2 separate regions of the Homo sapiens genome follow, and region 1 is linked to region 2. Evidence: read pairs that join two places in POLR2A ChIA-PET (ENCODE). Cell type or tissue: PC-9. All regions are shown on one strand. Each heading gives the region's core, and the rest is flanking DNA. Links, peaks and the distances in the headings are about the cores only. Region 1 has its middle 130 kb from the start of ACSL4. Region 2 overlaps ACSL4 (acyl-CoA synthetase long chain family member 4).

What was found. ChIA-PET counts read pairs that join two places held together with the same protein. Peaks named below come from ENCODE experiments on the same cell type or tissue, not always from the same donor. Only the 100,000 strongest peaks of a DNase experiment are listed, where the experiment ranks them.
Region 1: POLR2A ChIA-PET joins it to region 2 with 19 read pairs; 2 of 35 experiments call an interaction of 5 or more read pairs at or near these places.

Annotation. Positions count from the first base shown.
Region 1 is chrX:109,857,242-109,868,291 of GRCh38, reverse strand. No RefSeq gene overlaps it. Among named protein-coding and RNA genes, the nearest start is that of ACSL4, 130 kb to the right of the region's middle. In PC-9, for the core only: no CTCF peak of the experiment used is centred there; a DNase peak (open chromatin) is centred at 5,721.
Region 2 is chrX:109,639,001-109,650,050 of GRCh38, reverse strand. It overlaps ACSL4 (acyl-CoA synthetase long chain family member 4), which reads left to right. Exons shown (of 16, transcript NM_001318510.2): 16 at 5,865-8,716. The coding sequence ends at 6,022. Among named protein-coding and RNA genes, the nearest start is that of KCNE5, 19 kb to the right of the region's middle. In PC-9, for the core only: no CTCF peak of the experiment used is centred there; no DNase peak of the experiment used is centred there.

The DNA.
Region 1 (11,050 bases), core at 995-8,994, 220 kb before region 2:
ACCTCTTAAAACTCCCCAACTCTGGTGCCAACTTAGACAATACTCTTTTATGCACTCTTTTTTAGTTATCCCCACCTGCCCAGTTCCCTTATTAGGCCGAGATATTTTAACCAAATTATTTGCTTCCCTGACTATTCCTGGACTACAGCCGCATCTCATTGCTGCCCTTCTTCCCAATCCAAAGCCTCCTTTGCGTCCTCCTCTTGTATTCCCCCACCTTAACCCACAAGTATAAGAGACCTCTACTCCCTCCTTGGCGACTGATCACGCACCCCTTACCATCTCATTAAAACCTAATCACCCTTACCCCCCTCAATGCCAATATCCTATCCCACAGCACGCTTTAAAAGGATTAAAGCCTGTGATCACTCGCCTGCTACAGCACGGGCTTCTAAAACCTATAAACTCTCCTTACCATTCCCCCATTTTACCTGTCCTAAAACCAGACAAGGCTTACAAGTTCAGAATCTGTGCCTTATCAGCCAAATTGTTTTGCCTATCCACCCCGTGGTGCCAAACCCATATACTCTCCTATCCTCAATACCTCCCTCTACTACCCATTATTCTGTTCTGGATCTCAAACATGCTTTCTTTACTATTCCTTTGCACCCTTCATCCCAGCCTCTTTGCCTTCACTTAGACTGACCCTGACACCCATTAGGCTCAGCAAATTACCGGGGCTGTACTGCTGCAAGGCTTCACAGACAGCCCCATTACTTCAGTCAAGCCCAAATTTCATCCTCATCTGTTACCTATCTCGGCATAATTCTTATAAAAACACACATGCTCTCCTGGCTGATCGTGTCTGATTAATCTCCCAAACCTCAATCCCTTACAAAAGAACAACTCCTTTCCTTCCTAGCATGGTTAGTGCGGTCAGAATTCTTACACAAGAGCCAGGACCACACCGTGTAGCCTTTCTGTCCAAACAACTTGACCTTACTGTTTTAGCCTAGCCCTCATGTCTGCGTGCAGCGGCTGCCACTGCTTTAATACTGTTAGAGGCCCTAAAAATCACAAACTATGCTCAACTCACTCTCTACAGCTCTCATAATTTCCAAAATCTATTTTCTTCCTCACACCTGACACATATACTTTCTGCTCCCTGGCTCCTTCAGCTGTACTCACTCTTTGTTGAGTCTCCCACAATTACCATTGTTCCTGGCCCGGACTTTAATCCGGCCTCCCACATTATTCCGGATACCACACCTGACCCTCATGACTGTATCTCTCTGATCCACCTGATATTCACCCCATTTCCCCATATTTTCTTCTTTCCTGTTCCTCACCCTGATCACGCTTGCCTCGTGCTATCCCCAAACTGCCATTCTTAACTCTTGAAGTAAATAAATAATCTTTGCTGGCAGGGCTATGCTGAATCTCCTTAGGCACTCTCTAATCAGATGTCCTGAGTCGTCCCAATTCTTAGACCTTTTATACCTGTTTTTCTCCTTCTCTTATTCCATTTAGTTTTTCAATTCATACAAAACTGTATCCAGGCCATCACCAATAATTCTACACAACAAATGTTTCTTCTAACAACCCCACAATATCACCCCTTACCACGAAATCTTCCTTCAGCTTAATCTCTCCCACTCTATGTTCCCACGCCGCCCCTAATCCCGCTTGAAGCAGCCCTGAGAAACATCGTCCATTCTCTCTCCATACCACCCCCCAAAAATTTTTGCCACTCCAACACTTCAACACTATTTTGTTTTATTTGTCTTATTAATATAAGAAGGCAGGAATGTCAGGCCTCTGAGCCCAGGCCAGGCCATCGCATCCCCTGTGACTTGCATGTATACATCCAGATGGCCTGAAGTAACTGAAGATCCACAAAAGAAGTAAAAACAGCCTTAACTGATGACATTCCACCATTGTGGTTTGTTCCTGCCCCACCCTAACTGATCAATGTACTTTGTAATCTCCCCCACCCTTAAGAAGGTACTTTGTAGTCTCCCCCACCCTTAAGAAGGTTCTTTGTAATTCTCCCCACCCTTGAGAATGTACCTTGTGAGATCCACCCCTGCCCACCAGGGAACAACCCCCTTTGACTGTAATTTTCCATTACCTTCCCAAATCCTATAAAATGGCCCCACCCCTATCTCCCTTCGCTGACTCTTTTCGGACTCAGCCCGCCTGCACCCAGGTGAAATAAACAGCCATGTTGCTCACACAAAGGCTGTTTGGTGGTCTCTTCACACGGACACACATGAAAGATTGTAGAATAAGAAGGGATTAAACAACAAACATTTATCAAGCACCTACTGTATATCAAGCATTGCACTAAACTTTGAGAATGCAAAGGAGAACCCAACGTGGTCCCAGGCAACCTTTGGGGTCCTCCCCATGCAGTAGGAGGGACCGAGGCACACATAAGCCCTCATGGTCCAATGGGTGCTGTGGTAGAGGAACATACCTGGAGAAGTTGGAGAAGGCTTAATGGATGAAGGAGGCTTGAGAGGCATCTTGGGTGATGGCAGGTTTCGTCACAAGGAATAGTGGAGGGAGGGGAAGGATATTCCAGGCAGAGGGAGCAATATTTGTGTGACAGGGCCTACTGCATGTTCCAGAGGGTGGGACAATCATGGCTGGGCGCACCACAGGCAGCAGCAGAAGGCAAGTGGACGAGTGTTCGGAGTCAGCTATTCACAGCCCTATTGGCCAAGCTGAGGGTTTTGTTCTGTGAGCAAGAGGGAGCCACTGGAGCTTTTTATTAAGGCAGATGTGGGACAGACCAGGAAGACAGTACTTACCGCACCAGGGTGTGGAAGGATTGGAGGGAAGAGAGGCCAGCTGCATGCGGACCAATTGGGAGACCATCTCCAGGGTCTGGGCAAGAAGTGGAACAGGCTCTGAACCACGACCGTGGCAGTGAGAGCCGAGAGGAGGGGATGACTCAGGGCACATGTCAATAGGTAGAAACCTCAGGGCTGGCTCTCATGGGGTCAAGGAGAGGGAAAAGATGACAAGGACCCTGAGGTTCCAGCTTGGGTCCGTGGTGATACTGTCAACTGAGGCAGGGAACACAAGACTGTTAGTAGAGAGGGGGAGTGAGGGGAGACAGGTGACAAGGTCTGTTTGGACTTGTTGGGTTTGGGGTGCTAGATAGAGGACATGTCCAGCAAGAAACTGGGAATCTTGGCTTTGAGCCCAGGCGAGACATGGGGGCTGGAAAGCCACCACAGTCAAGGGATATTAGTTGACCTCATGGGACTGGATGGGGTTTCTCTTGTCCCATTTTACTCCTCCAGGGCAAAGGCTGGGGACAGAGTCAGGCGAGCCCCAGTATTTGAAGAGTGAGGTGGTAGCAGATGCCAGCCTGGAGTGAGAAGACACCCTTCTTCTGGCCCTTCCCAGAAACATCCCCTTCCCCTCAGGATCATGGTCCTTGTTCCAGGGCTGCACTCAGGCCTGTGACAGAAGGAAGGGAGGGAGGGAGGGAGGAAGGGAGGGAGGAAGGAAGTAAGGCAGGAAGGAGGGAGAGAGGGAGGGAAGGAAGGAGGAAGGAGCTCTGTGCACAGAACTCATGCCCACAGAGGGGCCATGAAGCAAGGCAAGAACAGTCACTTCAGTTCTTGAGTTCTTTAGTGTGGGAATGTCTTCTAACAAAACCCAATAAATTAACGATTGGGGATTTGGGGCAGCAAGGACAAAGACCACAACTCTACACTGACACCTGGAGCACTCAGTTCCAGCAACTGCATCTCCACTGCTGCAGAGCTGGGAACACATTCACGGCAGCATGTTTTCAAGCTCCTGTCTGTGCAAACCACAACTGGTCTCCTAGGAGTCCTAACACTTTAATTAGACCTAGCAGGTCCCGGAACAAAATCCCATAATCCCATAAATCTAATGCAACAAGTTAGGCATGATAGTTTTAGTCACATTCTGAATGCAAGCAGCACTTATCCAGGATGGTAGGAAATGGCTTATATCCATAATCATAGGTGTTACTTTAACTGAGATTTGTTATAAACAGTCACCATTATCTGAGTTGGAGACATAGAAACTAAGAAAGTCTACACACACACACCCAACCTAGGCCATTTTAATGTCTTCTATATTTTGCTATATTTTTCTTGGACTGAGAGTGAGTGCTGGGACTGGACTACCTAGGGTTTAGCACAGGATACAGCTACTCTGAGGCCTCTTCCTTACCACCTCTTTTTTTGTCCCTTTAGGAGTAAGTCACTTGACACCCTCTTCTTAGATGCAATCTGAAGACAGCTCAGAAATTCTGGCAATGCTTGGGAAAACTGCCCTGGGAGCAGTAGCTGTTTAACCTCCAGGGACCCAGTTATTCCCCAAGTTCCCACAGACACAAACCTAGGTTGTTTCTTCAGAAATGCTGCCCCTGAGGCATTTCTGTCTTACTTTAGGCCATGAATAACTAGGCATCAAGTGTGAGGAATGGGAGGAAACTCAGGAGCAGCTACTAAAATTTTGCTCTCAGGCCCAAGAGTGTTAAAAGTTGGCCTTTCTTGCTGCTTAAGGTAATCATCAGAAAGTGAGCTGTATCTTCTCTGAGGTTCCCAAAAGCTTGCAAGGAACCTCCAGGAAACTCTAGCTTAGCCTTAGCCCTTGATGTTTAACACTGACGTGTGAACCTTGACCTAACTTTGTTTTCAGAACACTAACCAAGATGGCTTTGGTCTCCCAGTGATTTATTTGTTAAGTCCTTGGAGTTCCAAAGCCAATTGCTTAGAACTTCTTCAGGGAAGTAGGACAGATCCCAGTTAACTCCAAGTTTCAAGAACCTCTTGCCTTGCATGGGCTTTTATGATATAGTCAGCCAGTCTCCCTGACCCATAGGATTTATTTCTGTTTTCTCTTCTGAATCCACCAAGTGAGTGGTTATGAGTAGGTGCAGTCTCAGCTAATCCCCAGGCCGGGCAAATCTGACCCATTGGATCACATAAGTCTGAGAAGCCTCTCTTCCAGTCCCTGCTAAAATGATCTTCAATGCCCCCTAGTTGCCAGAGGCTAGGAAATGAGTTATTGTGGACACTCTTGCTCCACAATTACTGGGACCCGAGAACTCCTAGAATCTTCTCTTATGGGCTGTTGTTTCCTCTGGTTCACAGAAGCAGCTTTTCCAAGAGGCCCTTGAGTGCTGGCTCAGAAGGGGAGGGTTCTCTCAGCTAGGGAGCACAGCACCAGCTTTGGGGCTCTCACCAGCAGAGAAGGCCCTTGGGCCAGGTCAGAGCCAAGGTAGGATCCCCAAGCCCAGTGGAGTGATTCCTACTCCAGCTATACATAAGGAAACTCAGGAGAGGGACACCAGAGTCAGGGTCTGTCCCTGAGAGAGAGAAGTTACTTGCCCACTGACACTGTTGAGTACATTTCTCCTCCTTGCCCTTTATGTCTCCTATGCAATGGCCAGCCATAGCCCCTATGTTGCTTTCAAAGCTAATTATGAGTGTCAGTTTGACACCAGAACAAAGAGTTAACAAGACAGTTAGTTTCTGATTATACTAGAGCCAGCGGCCACTCTATCTGTATGGCCTGGGGTCTCAGGAATGCCAGTGTCTCAGGCAACAGGTCTGGTGATGGATACCCTTGCAACTGCCTAGGAGAGCTTAAAGGATTACTCTGGAGCCTTTCATCCTGTCCCCATAACTAGTCCAGGAGCCAGAATTTATAAGAACAGTTCTTATCTGGAGGATCTTCAGAGCTTACAGCCAGGGCTGGCAGCCAGCTGAGATCAACTCGACACCCAACCTGGGAAGCCCTGAAGCTAAAATAAAAGAAACAGTTCCAGTTGTGGCCATTGTTAGGCTAAGTGGTGAACAAACTAGCCAAAGGAAACAAGTGGTATCATCTTACAAATAAAAGAATTTATGCTTATGGTCCCAGCCTCTGGAGTCAAATAGACTTGGGTTTGAGTTCAAGCTCTGCCACTTTCTAGCTTTGTAACTCATGGCAAGCCACACAACCTCTCTGAGCCTTAGTTTCTTCATGAATAAAATGGAGACTACTGATGTACTTCCTTCACAAGGTTAATGTATTAAATGAGTCCTTGCATGCTAAGCCTTTAACACAGAACTTGACTGTAACAAGACTCCTGAAATAAGGCATAGTGTTGTTATCACGAATCTCGTTAGCCTGCTCACTGGGATATAGTGGAAAAAGAAAAGGTCGGGGGCCAACTACTAAACAGGTCAAACTGCTTGACAGTCATGCCTCATCGTGCCACCGTGGAGATTTCCAGATACTGTTAGTGATGGAGTCCTTGTTTTCTCTTATAGTCCATGTGACCTGAGTTGCAGGTGCCTCCAGAAGTGTAGAATATGTAGAATACTCATTTATGTGCTTTATTCCTACCCTGATATCACTGAATGTTGTCACTTGTAGTCCAAGGGCCTTTCCCCCAAACCCAGGCTCCTGTTTTCTCTCTTAGCCCATGTGACCTGAGGTGTGGGTGGCTGCCTCTAGGACTGATAAGATATAAGATAGTATAAGCATTATTTTCCAAGTTTAAGGACAGAATAGGTGGGTGGCACAAGCCAAGAATGATTCAGTGACATTTCCTGACCAGGCCTGGCTTGTCATTAAGGAATTTCTTCAGAAGTAACTAGGCAGCCTTAAAAATACAGATTCCTTGGCTTATCCTCAAAGATTCTGCTGCAACAAGTCTGGAGTAGAATTCAGGATTGAATAAACTCCCAAGAGGAATCTGATGCACAGCCATGCTTGAGAACAGTTAAATTGTATAAATGCCTCTCTGAAAAAAAATAAGTCTCACACTTCAATGAGCATTGGATTTGCTTGGTGGGGTGGGATTTGTTAAGATACAGATTTCTGGACTCATCCACTAGATCTTCTGATCTTGTAGTTCCAGGGTAGGCTTCAGACATCTGAATTTTTAACCAGTGCCTTCAGGTAACTCAGGTCTAGGGGAAATAATTGCTTCCTTTGTGATCATTCCTGGCTAGTACAACCCAAAGATTTTCCAGAGATTTTCTCATTCTTGCCATAATAAAAAATAAATGGTAAACAAAAGTATTTTATTTTAGATCATTATATTATTGAAGATTGCATTAGCTATCTATTACTTCAAAGCAAATTACCCCAAAATCAGTAGCTTAAGACAACATTTATTATCTCATGGTATCTGTGGGTCAGCAACTTGAGCATGGTGTAGTTGGATGTCTCTGGCTTAGGGTCTCTCAGAAGGCTGCAATCAAGGTGCAGTGCATGGTCTGTGGTCTCATCTGAAGGCTCAGCTTGGGGAAGGATCTGCTTCCAAACTCACTTCTGTGGTAGCTAGAAGGATTCAGTCCTCTCTGGCTGTTGGCCAGAGACATCAGTTCCTTACCATGTGGACCTCTCCATAGGGCAGCTCACAGCTCATAAAATGGCAGTTGACTTCCTTCAGAATGAGCAAAGGAGAGAGAAAAAGAAAGCAAGGGAGAAATCATAACTTAGTCTCAAAAGTGTAGTCCCATTACTTTTGCCATATTCTCTTAGGAGCAAGTAACTAGATTCAGCCCACATGCATGGGGTTGGGATTACACAAGGGCCTAAATACCAGGAGGTGGGAATCACTGGGGCAATCTCAGAGGCTTCCTACCACAATGCTAACATTTTAAAAATACATTTTAATGCAATTTTTAATATTATTTAAAATATAGGAAAAATTGATTTATCTTATTTGAGTGATGCAAACTGTTTAAAGTATGCAAAATGAACATAATTTTTGACAACTATAAACATAATATTACAGTATGTTTTATTTGGAGACTGAATGTATATTAAAATGTCAAAAGCAGTTACGTATTATGGCATCAAAACTAGACAAAAACTGCTTTCATGTCATGCTGTTTGAAATTGTTGCATTTTGTATTGTAAAGATAAGTTCACATATTTACATAATTTTAGTATTTTGTTTCTAAATGAAGACATTAGAAGAAAATACTATTTCTCCAGACTTTCTTCACCAATAACATAGCAAATGTGTTTATTCTTTTTTCCCCAAGAAATGTAGAGCCAAATTAGATATAATTGTTACTATACCTTTAGTTTTGCCATTGATGTTTAAAGTGTGAGAGATAGCTTAATGTACTATATAATTTTTAAAATCAGATTGTTATCACTTAGGAATCTGATAAACAGCAGTTTCAGACAATATATTGGTTTACTAGGGCTTCCATAACAAAGTACCACAGACTGAGTGGCTTAAACAACAGACATTTATTTTCTCACAATTCTGGAGACTAGGTGCCAAGATCAAGGAGTTGGCAGGATTGGTTTCTTCTGTGGCCTCTTTCCTTGGCTTGGAGATAGTTGTCTTCTCCCTGTGTCTTCATGGTCTCCTCTCTGTGTGTGTCTGTGTTCAAATTTCCTCCTCTTATAAGGACAGCAGTCATAGTGGATTAGGGCCTGCCCTAATGACCTCATTTTAACTTAATTACCTCTTAAAAGACCTTATCTCTAAACACAGACACATTCGGAAGTACTTGAAGTTAGGACTTCAACATATGCATTTGTTGTGGGGTAGGGAACACAATTCAGCTCATACAAAAACGAATTTTCAGAATCACTATCATTCTTATCATCCTTATTCACTTGCATTTCAACAGCAGTCCTGTGTTTCTTGTCTTTAGCCAACAATCCACTGTGGGCATAAATGAAAGAATACATGACTATAAATTTAAAAAATGCGTAACTGTATGATTATCAAATCGCCAGGCTAGCCTGCAATAACTAAGTGATAAAACAAGCCGAATAATAGGAGTTTGAACATGGTAGTCCAAGATCCACTAATTGCCAGATGGTCAACTCTTGAGCACCATGAACCTCACTCTGAAATAGGAGAGGAAGATTAGCAGTAAAGCAGAATAAGGCACCGGAGCCAGCGAGTGCATAGCTCCTCAAGAAACCCAAAAGCCTCCCAATTTAAATTGCTACAAAAGTCTCCACCTACTTCCACCTTCTTCTACAATTAAACTTGTTTTGCTCCAAGCATTAGCATTAGAGAAAAAAATAATTATTCAATTTATTTCTGCTTCATTTAATTATTGGTTTTGCTACAACCATTTTCTGCTATTTTCTTTGGCCAAGATTCAGTATTTCATCAACATTAAAGGTTAGAGAAACTCTTCCAGGTTGGACTTGGAACCTAGTCAACATTTACACTATTGATCCTTGGGGAAATGGAATCTGAGTTCAAAAAACTGACTTACAAACACATTTTTAGAACTGACTCTATTTGTAAGCTTGGAACTACTTATGTCCTGTATGAGAATTCTCAATTTAAAAAAGAATAGGAAGACAGTAAAACACATTTAACACTAAAATTCTACTAAGCGTGGCTGATTCTTTCTTCAAGGGCTCCAAAAGCCCTTGAGGGTCTTGCTCTGTAATGAGCAGAAATTAAAGTGGTGCAGAAGTCATAGGAAACTGGGCTAATCTCAGCACTTTCCTCGAAGTGGGTAACCCCTCTGCCTGAAATGGGCCGAACTTGGTCCCAGAATTTCACAACCATTTCAGTAATTGCACTTTTCCCTAACCAAGAGAGAGACAATCAAGTTCATGTCAACGCTCACTTGAGTTCATTGAGAGCACTTTTCTGGCTTCGGGAGAAGATACAAAAAATTCAGTCAAGACATAGTTTCTGCTCAATATGACAACTTTTATAAGTAGGGTTAGATTTTACAAGCAAGGTTTATACCTTTGTGTCTTCTAGCTTTTATTCAGTTGTATTTTGGGAGACCTAGGATCTATTTCTTTGTTGATTTTTCTTTTTTTTATTGTTTGTTATCATTATGATCCATAGTAGGCAAAGTAAAGTCACATTTTGGTAGTTTGGGGAGGCTCATATCCCAAATGGCAAAACCAGCTTCCCAGCTCATTAGCTGAAGATTTTCTCAGATGATTCCCACTGCTAGAACGTTTTCTCTGTGCTCCATTAATTCTCCAGCGCATTCTGTGTTCTGCACTGGATGGGTACAGGACACTATTTGCTGGGTACAATACGTTATTTTATTCAATTACCAAATATGCAGAGATAGAACAAGGTTACAATAATTGAGGTCTTAGGCAATGTGGGAGGTGTAGCGAATATGGTGCAGGCTGCATTGTCCAACAGACAAAGAGAAAGCAAAATTGGGCATGTTGGGGAGCATATTTCAGAGCAGAGCCAAGAAAAGCAACTCCCTTCCTAGAAGCTCTGAAACCGTGGCAACTTTGGTTATTTAGTCATATTTTCTGGAATACACTATTTAATGATGATGTAAATTCAATGGTTCTGTGGAGGTGGTGTCTCAGGAAACTTGAAATCTGATTCCTAACCCTGTAAGATAAAGCAGAATTGATTTGAGAGAGGTGTAGGGAAAAGGAATGGCAATAGATAGGGTAAAGAACACAAAGAAGGAAAAAATAGAGAAAATCATGAAGCAACATGAGGCATGACAACAAAGAATTTAGTCATTCTTTTTGATTAAATAAACATTTAATAGAACTTTTACGTCAGAAATTTCTCAAGCCACTGGAATCGGAAATGGCCTTTCCTTTTTCCCCAGGCCGGATGTTGCATGGTGATCCAAATTAGAAGGTTTTATGATTGTCTTTTAATTGAAAATGTAGTTGTCTTGATCTCTTTTAAATCTTTCTCAAGCAACCAATGACAAAGAGACAATCTAAGTAATGTAGATTTAAAGTAAAATATGAAAATAATTTGCTGAATAATTAACAGAACTTCAAATGACTTTTCCCAGAAGTTCCTCAGTGCAGGCTATGAAAGATTATTTTCTTCATCAAAGTTATCCATGTAAACTACCAGTGCCAATCCGTAGTTGGAGTTTTTCAGCTCTTGTGTGGTTCCTATAGATCTGGCCTGGTAATCTCCAAGGTTGTAACTACTGGTGCGTTGTTAGTTCTTCATTAGGTCATCTTGTATTTTCATCCCAGTCTAAGTAGAGAATCCAAGTCTAAAACAAGAACTATTTTCTTTCAAAAGTTTGACCTGAATTTGACCCAGGAAATGTGTGTGCACGTGTGCGTGCTTTCAGCAGCCAGAGTTGTAAGGGTAAACACAGATAAAATA
Region 2 (11,050 bases), core at 1,393-9,392:
CTCGACATCCTCTCCAGCACCTGTTGTTTCCTGACTTTTTAATGATTGCCATTCTAACTGGTGTGAGATGGTATCTCATTGTGGTTTTGATTTGCATTTCTCTGATGGCCAGTGATGGTGAGCATTTTTTCATGTGTTTTTTGGCTGCATAAATGTCTTCTTTTGAGAAGTGTCTGTTCATGTCCTTCACCCACTTTTTGATGGGGTTGTTTGTTTTTTTCTTGTAAATTTGTTTGAGTTCATTGTAGATTCTGGATATTAGCCCTTTGTCAGATGAGCAGGTTGCGAAAATTTTCTCCCATTTTGTAGGTTGCCTGTTCACTCTGATGGTAGTTTCTTTTGCTGTGCAGAAGCTCTTTAGTTTAATTAGTTCCCATTTGTCAATTTTGGCTTTTGTTGCCATTGCTTTTGGTGTTTTAGACATGAAGTCCTTGCCCATGCCTATGTCCTGAATGGTAATGTCTAGGTTTTCTTCTAGGGTTTTTATGGTTTTAGGTCTAACGTTTAAGTCTTTAATCCATTTTGAATTGATTTTTGTGTAAGGTGTAAGGAAGGGATCCAGTTTCAGCTTTCTACATATGGCTAGCCAGTTTTCCCAGCACCATTTATTAAATAGGGAATCCTTTCCCCATTGCTTGTTTTTCTTAGGTTTGTCAAAGATCAGATAGTTGTAGATATGTGGCGTTATTTGTGAGGCCTCTGTTCTGTTCCATTGATCTGTATCTCTGTGTTGGTACCAGTACCATGCTGTTTTGGCTACTGTAGCCTTGTAGTATAGTTTGAAGTCAGGTAGCGTGATGCCCCCAGCTTTGTTCTTTTGGCTTAGGATTGACTTGGCGATGCTGGCTCTTTTTTGGTTCCATATGAACTTTAAAGTAGTTTTTTCCAATTCTGTGAAGAAAGTCATTGATAGCTTGATGGGGATGGCATTGAATCCGTAAATTACCTTGGGCAGTGTGGCCATTTTCACGATATTGATTCTTCCTACCCATGAGCATGGAATGTTCTTCCATTTGTTTGTATCCTCTTTTATTTCCTTGAGCACTGGTTTGTAGTTCTCCTTGAAGAGGTCCTTCACATCCCTTGTAAGTTGGATTCCTAGGTATTTTATTCTCTTTGAAGCAATTGTGAATGGGAGTTCACTCATGATTTGGCTCTCTGTTTGTCTGTTGTTGGTGTATAAGAATGCTTGTGATTTTTGTACATTGATTTTGTATCCTGAGACTTTGCTGAAGTTGCTTATCAGCTTAAGGAGATTTTGGGCTGAGACAATGGGGTTTTCTAGATATACAATCATGTCGTCTGCAAACAGGGACAATTTGACTTCCTCTTTTCCTAATTGAATACCCTTTATTTCCTTCTCCTGCCTGATCGCCCTGGCCAGAACTTCCAACACTCTGTTGAATAGGAGTGGTGAGAGAGGGCATCCCTGTCTTGTGCTGGTTTTCAAAGGGAATGCTTCCAGTTTTTGCCCATTCAGTATAATGTTGGCTGTGGGTTTGTCATAGATAGCTCTTATTATTTTGAAATACGTCCCATCAATACCTAATTTATTGAGAGTTTTTAGCATGAAGCGTTGTTGAATTTTGTCAAAGGCCTTTTCTGCATCTATTGAGATAATCATGTGGTTTTTGTCTTTGGTTCTGTTTATATACTGGATTACATTTATTGATTTGCGTATATTAAACCAGCCTTGCATCCCAGGGATGAAGCCCACTTGATCATGGTGGATAAGCTTTTTGATATGCTGCTGGATTCGGTTTGCCAGTATTTTATTGAGGATTTTTGCATCAATGTTCATCAAGGATATTGGTCTAAAATTCTCTTTTTTGGTTGTGTCTCTGCCAGGCTTTGGTATCAGGATGATGCTGGCCTCATAAAATGAGTTAGGGAGGATTCCCTCATTTTCTATTGATTGGAATAGTTTCAGAAGGAATGGTATCAGTTCCTCCTTGTACCTCTGATAGAATTTGGCTGTGAATCCATCTGGTCATGGGCTTTTTTTTGTTGGTAGGCTATTAATTACTGCCTCAATTTCAGCACTTTTTATTGGTCTATTCAGGGATTCAACTTCTTCCTGGTTTAGTCTTGGGAGGGTGTATGTGTCCAGGAATTTATCCATTTCTTCTAGATTTTCTAGTTTATTTGCGTAGAGGTGTTTGTAGTATTCTCTGATGGTAGTTTGTATTTCTGTGGGATCGGTGGTGATATCCCCTTTATCATTTTTTATTGCGTCTATTTGATTCTTCTCTCTTTTTTTCTTTATTAGTCTTGCTAGCGGTCTATCAATTTTGCTGATCCTTTCAAAAAACCACCTCCTGGATTCATTAATTTTTTGAAGGGTTTTTTGTGTCTCTATTTCCTTCAGTTTTGCTCTGATCTTAGTTATTTCTTGCCTTCTGCTAGCTTTTGAATGTGTTTGTTCTTGCTTCTCTAGTTCTTTTAATTTTGATGTTAGGGTGTCAATTTTAGATCTTTCCTGCTTTCTCTTGTGGGCATTTAGTGCTATAAATTTCCATCTACACACTGCTTTGAATGTGTCCCAGAGATTCTGGTATATTGTGTCTTTGTTCTTGTTGGTTTCAAAGAACATCTTTATTTCTGTCTTCATTTCGTTATGTACCCAGAAGTCATCCAGGAGCAGGTTGTTCAGTTTCCATGTAGTTGACCGGTTTTGAGTGAGATTCTTAATCCTGAGTTCTAGTTTGATTGCACTGTGGTCTGAGAGACAGTTTGTTATAATTTCTGTTCTTTTACATTTGCTGAGGAGAGCTTTACTTCCAAGTTTGTGGTCAGTTTTGGAATAGGTGTGGTGTGGTGCTGAAAAAAATGTATATTCTGTTGATTTGGAGTGGAGAGTTCTGTAGATGTCTATTAGGTCCACTTGGTGCAGAGCTGAGTTCAATTCCTGGGTATCCTTGTTGACTTTCTGTCTCGTTGATCTGTCTAATGTTGACAGTGGGGTGTTAAAGTCTCCCATTATTAATGTGTGGGAGTCTAAGTCTCTTTTTAGGTCACTCACGACTTGCTTTGTGAATCTAGGTGCTCCTGTATTAGGTGCATATATATTTAGGATAGTTAGCTCTTCTTGTTGAATTGATCCCTTTACCATTATGTGATGGCCTTCTTTGTCTCTTCTGATCTTTGTTGGTTTAAAGTCTGTTTTATCAGAGACTAGGATTGCAACCCCTGCCTTTTTTTTGTTTTCCATTTGCTTGGTAGATCTTCCTCCATCCTTTTATTTTGAGCCTATGTGTGTCTCTGCACGTGAGATGGGTTTCCTGAATACAGCACACTGATGGGTCTTGACTCTGTATCCAATTTGCCAGTCTGTGTCTTTTAATTGGAGCATTTAGTCCATTTACATTTAAAGTTAATATTGTTATGTGTGAATTTGATCCTGTCATTATGATGTTAGCTGGTTATTTTGCTCGTTAGTTGATGCAGTTTCTTCCTAGTCTCAATGGTCTTTACATTTTGGCATGATTTTGCAGTGGCTGGTACCGGTTGTTCCTTTCCATGTTTAGCACTTCCTTCAGGAGCTCTTTTAGGGCAGGCCTGGTGGTGACAAAATCTCTCAGCATTTGCTTGTCTGTAAAGTATTTTATTTCTCCTTCACTTATGAAGCTTAGTTTGGCCGGATATGAAATTCTGGGTTGAAAATTCTTTTCTTTAAGAATGTTGTATATTGGCCCCCACTCTCTTCTGGCTTGTAGAGTTTCTGCCGAGAGATCCGCTGTTAGTCTGATGGGCTTCCCTTTGAGGGTACCCCAACCTTTCTCTCTGGCTGCCCTTAACATTTTTTCCTTCATTTCAACTTTGGTGAATCTGACAATTATGTGTCTTGGAGTTGCTCTTCTCGAGGAGTATCTTTGTGGCATTCTCTGTATTTCCTGAATCTGAATGTTGGCCTGCCTTGCTAGATTGGGGAAGTTCTCCTGGATAATATTCTACAGAGTGTTTTCCAACTTGGTTCCATTCTCCCCATCACTTTCAGGTACACCAATCAGATGTAGATTTGGTCTTTTCACATAGTCCCATATTTCTTGGAGGCTTTGCTCGTTTCTTTTTATTCTTTTTTCTCTAAACTTCCTTCTCACTCCATTTCATTCATTTCATCTTCCATCATTGATAGCCTTTCATCCAGTTGATCGCATCGGCTCCTGAGGCTTCTGCATTCTTCACGTAGTTCTCGAGCCTTGGCTTTCAGCTCCGTCAGCTTCTTTAAGCACTTCTCTGTATTGGTTATTCTAGTTATACATTCTTCTAAATTTTTTTCAAAGTTTTCAACTTCTTTGCCTTTGGTTTGAATGTCCTCCCGTAGCTCGGAGTAATTTGATTGTCTGAAGCCTTCTTCTCTCAGCTCGCCAGAGTCATTCTCCGTCCAGCTTTGTTCCGTTGCTGGTGAGGAACTGCATTCCTTTGGAGGAGGAGAGGCGCTCTGCTTTTTAGAGTTTCCAGTTTCTCTGCTCTGTTTTTTCCCCATCTTTGTGGTTTTATCTACTTTTGGTCTTTGATGATGGTGATGTACAGATCGGTTTTTGGTGTGGATGTCCTTTCTGTTTGTTAGTTTTCCTTCTAACAGACAGGACCCTCAGCTGCAGGTCTGTTGGAGTACCCGGCCGTGTGAGGTGTCAGTCTGCCCCTGCTGGGGGGTGCCTCCCATTTAGGCTGCTCGGGGGTCAGGGGTCAGGGACCCACTTGAGGAGGCAGTCTGCCCATTCTCAGATCTCCAGCTGCGTGCTGGGAGAACCACTGATCTCTTCAAAGCTGTCAGACAGGGACATTTAAGTCTGCAGAGGTTACTGCTGTCTTTTTGTTTGTCTGTGCCCTGCCCCCAGAGGTGGAGCCTACAGAGGCAGGCAGGCCTCCTTGAGCTGTGGTGGGCTCCACCCAGTTGGAGCTTCCCAGCTGCTTTGTTTACCTAAGCAAGCCTGGGCAATGGCGGGCGCCCCTCCCCCAGCCTCCCTGCCACCTTGCAGTTTGATCTCAGACTGCTGTGCTAGCAATCAGCGAGACTCCGTGGGCGTAGGACCCTCCGAGCCAGGTGCGGGCTATAATCTCCTGGTGCACCGTTTTTTAAGCCTGTCGGAAAAGCACAGTATTTGGGTGGGAGTGACCCGATTTTCCAGGTGACCCGTTTCTTTGACTAGGAAAGGGAACTCCCTGACCCCTTGTGCTTCCCGAGTGAGGCAATGCCTCGCCCTGCTTCGGCTCGCGCATGGTGCGCACACCCACTGACCTGCGCCCACTGTCTGGCACTCCCTAGTGAGATGAACCTGGTACCTCAGATGGAAATGCAGAAATCACCCGTCTTCTGTGTCGCTCAGGCTGGGAGCTGTAGACCAGAGCTGTTCGTATTTGGCCATCTTGGCTCCTCCCCCTTCTCTTTTGTTATGAGTGGTCAGGGATGTCCTCTCCGGGGTGGTGGTATTTGAGCAGACATATGGATAAAGTATGGAAGTGACACACAACTTTATTGAGAAAGACCATCTCAGGCAAATATAAAGTCTCTGAAGAGGAAGATGTGTGTGTATGTGTGTGTGTGTGAGTATAAATAATGTGTATATGTATGTATATTTTAATAACCACATAGACTAAAACTATCCAACTGAAACAACTTAGGTATACTTTGAGAAATATAAAATGAAATTGTAAGGTAGAGGTAGCATTAATAAACTATCTAGTATACCATTAAATAAGTTTGTGGTGATTGGTGATTCAACACCCGAATCATCTAGGTAAATCCTGAAAAACTCATATTTTATTAATTGCTTCTCCTTCCCCTTCTTTCCCCGTCCCCACTCCTTTCTCGTCTCTTTCCCCCCCTCTCCTTTTCTCCCATCTTTCACTTCTAATTTCAGTGAAATTGGAGCGATTTGAAATTCCAATCAAGGTTCGATTAAGCCCAGAGCCATGGACCCCTGAAACTGGTTTGGTAACTGATGCTTTCAAACTGAAAAGGAAGGAGCTGAGGAACCATTACCTCAAAGACATTGAACGAATGTATGGGGGCAAATAAAATGTTGTTGTCTTATTGACAGTTGTGCAGGAGGTAGCCTGGTGGTTTTCAACCTCTAGAATTTTAAGCCTTTGTTGAACTGTTAGAATGTAAGGTATATCATTCTAAAGATAGAGTAAAAAGAAAACAAAACCAAAAGTTATTAAAATTGTTGTCCGGTTTACTTTAACTTAGTTTTGCATAGTTCTAGTGCAGCTGAAATTGAAAAGTTATTTCCCTTTAGCTGTGTTATTATAGAGCAGAAATTCTGTTTTTAAAAATTAGCCTAAGATATACTTGTTTTTGTAAAGAAAAATATTTAATGTTGAACAAAATAAATTGGAGTTGGAGTAGAATGTAGTTTGAGGAAATTTGCAGCTTCCAATGCCTCTTGTCTTCCTATTTCAGAAGTTTAAATATTAAGCATGACAGAAAATATGTATTAACACTACTCAAAGCAAAAGTGCTGCAGGGCTTTAAAATTCTCTTCCAACCATTTATCTTGAAGGAAAAATTCAATAGTAATATAATACACAAAATCAAATAATACCTTAGAAGGTATTAAGATTATAATTGTTGCATAGGTTAGATATAGAGTCATTGTAATGTTGTGAATAATTACAGTGCCTAAAATAAGAATAGAACAACATATACAACACCAAAAAATATCTAGTAATATATTTAAAGGGAAATTGAGCTGCTTTTTTTGAAACTTTGAGATCTAAAAATAACTGTAATTATTTGAATGACTAAGAGGAAAGTACATTTTTTGAAATGCTGAAAATTGCCTTTCTGTGTTTATTCAAACTGAAAAGCTGAGACCAAGAGCAAGGAAGGTAAAAAGTTAACAGGCAAACATTTTCTCTTAGAAAAGGTGATAAAATCATAAGTATTTGGAATTAGAACCCTTGCACAGCACTGAACCTGGGAAAGAGATTTAAACTCTGAATTTATCTTTGATAACAGGGATTGATTTTAAAATGTACATGTATTAAATTACATTTGTAATTTAAGGTCTGTTTGCTGTTGCTGATTTTATTCTTGATCAGTAGTTTGCATTTCAGAAAGCCTTTCATTTTGCTTTAATTTTAGCAAAGCGGGTTATAATGAATGACTTCCCCAATATCTTGCTTGAACTTACAGGTGATTAACTTGGATGAGTTTTGGGAAGTTAAAGGGAAGAAAACACTGTTATCATTTTTTCCTGTTTGGGAAGAGCTTAGAAACTGGAAATACTAGATTTGGGAGAAGGGCAGAGTTACTTGATAAGGGACTGATGTTTGTGCAGTAACTTGGGAGTGTGGTTTCTTTTTGAATCTTTAATTAAAACCTGGGATTATATATCCCTGATAAATATTCACACTTGAACCATAGTTACTGTAAAATGCAAAAAATCTTAATACTGTTATTCTTTGCACTTTTTCTTAATCATTTTTTATATATATGCATATATATATGTGTGTGTGTGTGTTGCTTATGTTGTTTTGTACAGATGTGGGCCACCATTGCAACAAAATACATTCTTTTTGCTCTAAAATATTTATGAAGAAAATACTTAAATGTTATGTATATGGTGGTAATAAGGGAAAAATCAAGTATTATAAACAAGAATGAAGGTTTTTGTAAAGATTTCTGTTCAGCGTTTTGCAAGGTAAAATTTTAGGCAAGTTTTCCCTGAAGTTATGTGTATGTGAGTATTCTCATTCTTCCCAACTTGCCTTTGAAGAGTGAAATACCATTATTATCAAGTAGACTACTGTTCAGCTTTTATTCCTGCCCTGCTGTTTATCCCTTAAGAATGAGTTTCTTAGACTTTTCCAATATGTGATTTTTTTTCCCATTTAGAATGGTGATTTTAAATGTGTGAGTGCATGTACTATCTTATCTCAGATATTTGCACCCCCAATCTGCCCCCAACTCCCAAAAGCTAGAACACTGCCAACTGATCTGTTATAGGTCCTTTAGAAACACATAATTAACACTTAAGGTTGGGTGCTGCTAATTCTTTGCAAAAATCCAAATATTGTTAAGGGACCAGGGAGATGCCACTACCCCTTGATTTTCCATCTAAAAATATACATGTTTATGTAAACAAATCTTTCCATATCCATAGTGACTTTTCAAGTATTTAAGCCTAAAGATTTTGATCTCACATTTTTATACCTGTTTAAATTGCTCACAGTTATTACATACACATCAGCCATCAACTAAAGTTGTACTTTAAAAATTTACTACAATATGTACATTTCTAAGTCAAACACTTGTGACTTTTGCTTTAATTCCATGAATGTTCCTGCCTCCTTGATATTTGTATTTATTCTTTTTTTCTCTAGAGTAGAGGTATAATTGTGTGATATTTCAGAAATACAGATAAATGATTCAAAAAGTCACAGTTAAGGAGAATCATGTTTCTTTGATCATGAATAACTGATTAGTAAGTCTTGCCTATATTTTCCTGATAGCATATGACAAATGTTTCTAAGGTAACAAGATGAGAACAGATAAAGATTGTGTGGTGTTTTGGATTTGGAGAGAAATATTTTAATTTTTAAATGCAGTTACAAATTATAATGTATTCATATTTGTACTTTCTGTTAAAATGCATGATTGCAGAATTGTTTAGATTTTGTGTTTATTCTTGATGAAAAGCTTTGTTTGTTCTTGTTTTTAAGTTTGCACTCAAATCTTAAGAAATAAATCCACCCATGTTATCAAGCCAATTTGTACTTCATTATGCATTGAGATAAAATCTCCAAGTTTGAAGATTATTAACCAAACTTTTAAACACATATTTTTAAAGTACTCATCTCCAGGTTTATGGAATTGCATTAAGCAGTTAAACCGGCTTGTATAGTCCCATCCATTAGTTCAGAGTATTTGAATCCCAAACTGTTACTTTGGTCCAGTCAATAGAGTAAAACCCCTTTGTAACACTGATACTTTGGGACAAAACATGGATTATCAGTGGGCGCTACCAAATTATAACTGCTACTTTTAGGCTAATTAATATTTTAGAGAGAAATTAATTTGAGTTATATGAGGGTGTGTATAAAATGGCATTAAGAGCTCTATTTCCTGGCTTTGCCACTGTAGTTGTGTAACCTTCAGCAAATTAATTAACATTTTGGAGCTGCATTTCTTCATCTGGAAAAATTGGGTTGATGGATAATAGGATCTGCCTAATAGGATTGTTGTGAGAGTTAAAATGTAAAGTGTTTAGAACAATAGCTTATGTTAGCTATTATTATCATAATTATTATTGTACCTAGACACTATTCATCAGTCAGGTTGTTTAAAGTATTGACTAGCATACTCAGGGCCTTAAAGAACTGACTGCCCCTGAAGATTTTGTGAAAAAAGTTCTAGATCTAGAGGTCAGGAGACCTGGGCTTATTGACACTAGCTTTGTAACCATGGGCCAATCTCATAACCTTAGCCTTAGCCTTAGTTTCTTCTTCCCATTAAAAAACAAACAAACAAACAAACAAAAATTCAAAAATGATGCCTTTTGCAAAAAGGGAAAGACAAATGACAAAAGAAATAGGGAACATGATAGTCCTTATGGTCCATCATGTCTAGCTTTAGTATTGTGATATTACTGTTCCAAGCTCTATTTTCTTAAATGATGCCCTAGGTTCTGAGTTTCCTATAGGGCTATGAGGCTATGGATCACAAGAAGTTGAGGATTCTACTAGGTATAAGGAGTCTGTGACTCTTTTTTTTTTTTTTTTTTAATGTATTTTTGTCTTGAGATAGAGTCTCACTCTGTCACCCAGGCTGGAGTACAGTGGCTCCATCATGGCTCACTGCAGCCTTGAACTCCTGGGCTCAAGCGATCCTCTTTCTCACTTTAGCCGCCCAAGTAGCTGGGACTACAAGCACGCTCCAGCGTGCCCAGCTAATTATTTTTTTTTTTTTAGAGATGGGGTCTTGCTATGTTGCCCAGGCTGGTCTTGAACTCCTGGCATCAAGCAATCCTCCCACCTCAGCCACCCAAAGCGCTGGGATTACAGATGTGAGCCACAGTGCCTGACCCTTAATGTTTTTTTAAATTTTAATCAGGGTTTTGCACACATAATGTAAAGGAGTGCTTCCAAACTTCTTTTTATTGTGATCCACAATGCTGTGCACACATATTTTATGAAAATATTTTGTGAAAAAACAATACTAATGAGATGCACACTGGTTTTCTATTCTATTTCATTTATTTAAATGTTGGCTCTTACTCACTAAATTGATTTAATTACCCTGTAAAATAGTGCTGTTCAATAGAACTTTCTGTGAAGTTGAAAATATTCAGTATCTGCACTATCCACTGTAGTAGCTGCCAGCCACATGTGGCTGTGGATGATTTAAAATGTGGTTATTGTTGGCCAGGCCCGGTGGCTCACACCTACAATCCCAGTACTTTGGAAGGCCAAGATGGGAGGATCGCTTGAGGCCAAGAGTTTGAGACAAGCCTGGTTAACGTAGTGGGACCCCAGCTCTAAAAAAAAATAAAAATAAAATAACAAAAATTTAAGAGATCTTTAAAAAATTAAATGTCGTTAGTATGAGGAACTGGATTTTTATTTTTATGTCCATATTGGGCAGCATCACTCCAGAGAGATTGTAAGTCATGGTTTGAAAAGCACAGGTTTAAAGGCTGCTATTCTACAAAGTCTCTGAAAAACAGCTATCCACTGCCTTCATCCTCCCCATTTCCTCTGCCTCAGAGGCAACCACTTTTAACTCTTAATTGATTGTTTTGGTGTTTACCATCTTGTATCTAAATAACATGCTTGTATCCCTGCTTCTTGATTTTATCAACTTTTCAGTGTACACAGGGACACCTCTCATCCTCTCAATATAAATGCATAGTTAGATCAATAAGTCTTTACATTATAATAACTGCTATTCAGAGCTGAAATGTAGTGGGAAAACAAGTGATTCATTTTCTTCTGCACTTTTAAACCACTGGAGCTAATAATTGTGTTTCTTTCACTTGCTTGGTTTTCTATGTACTTACCGCTAATTCTACCGCAGGCTCTCCAACTAATTGCTTAAATC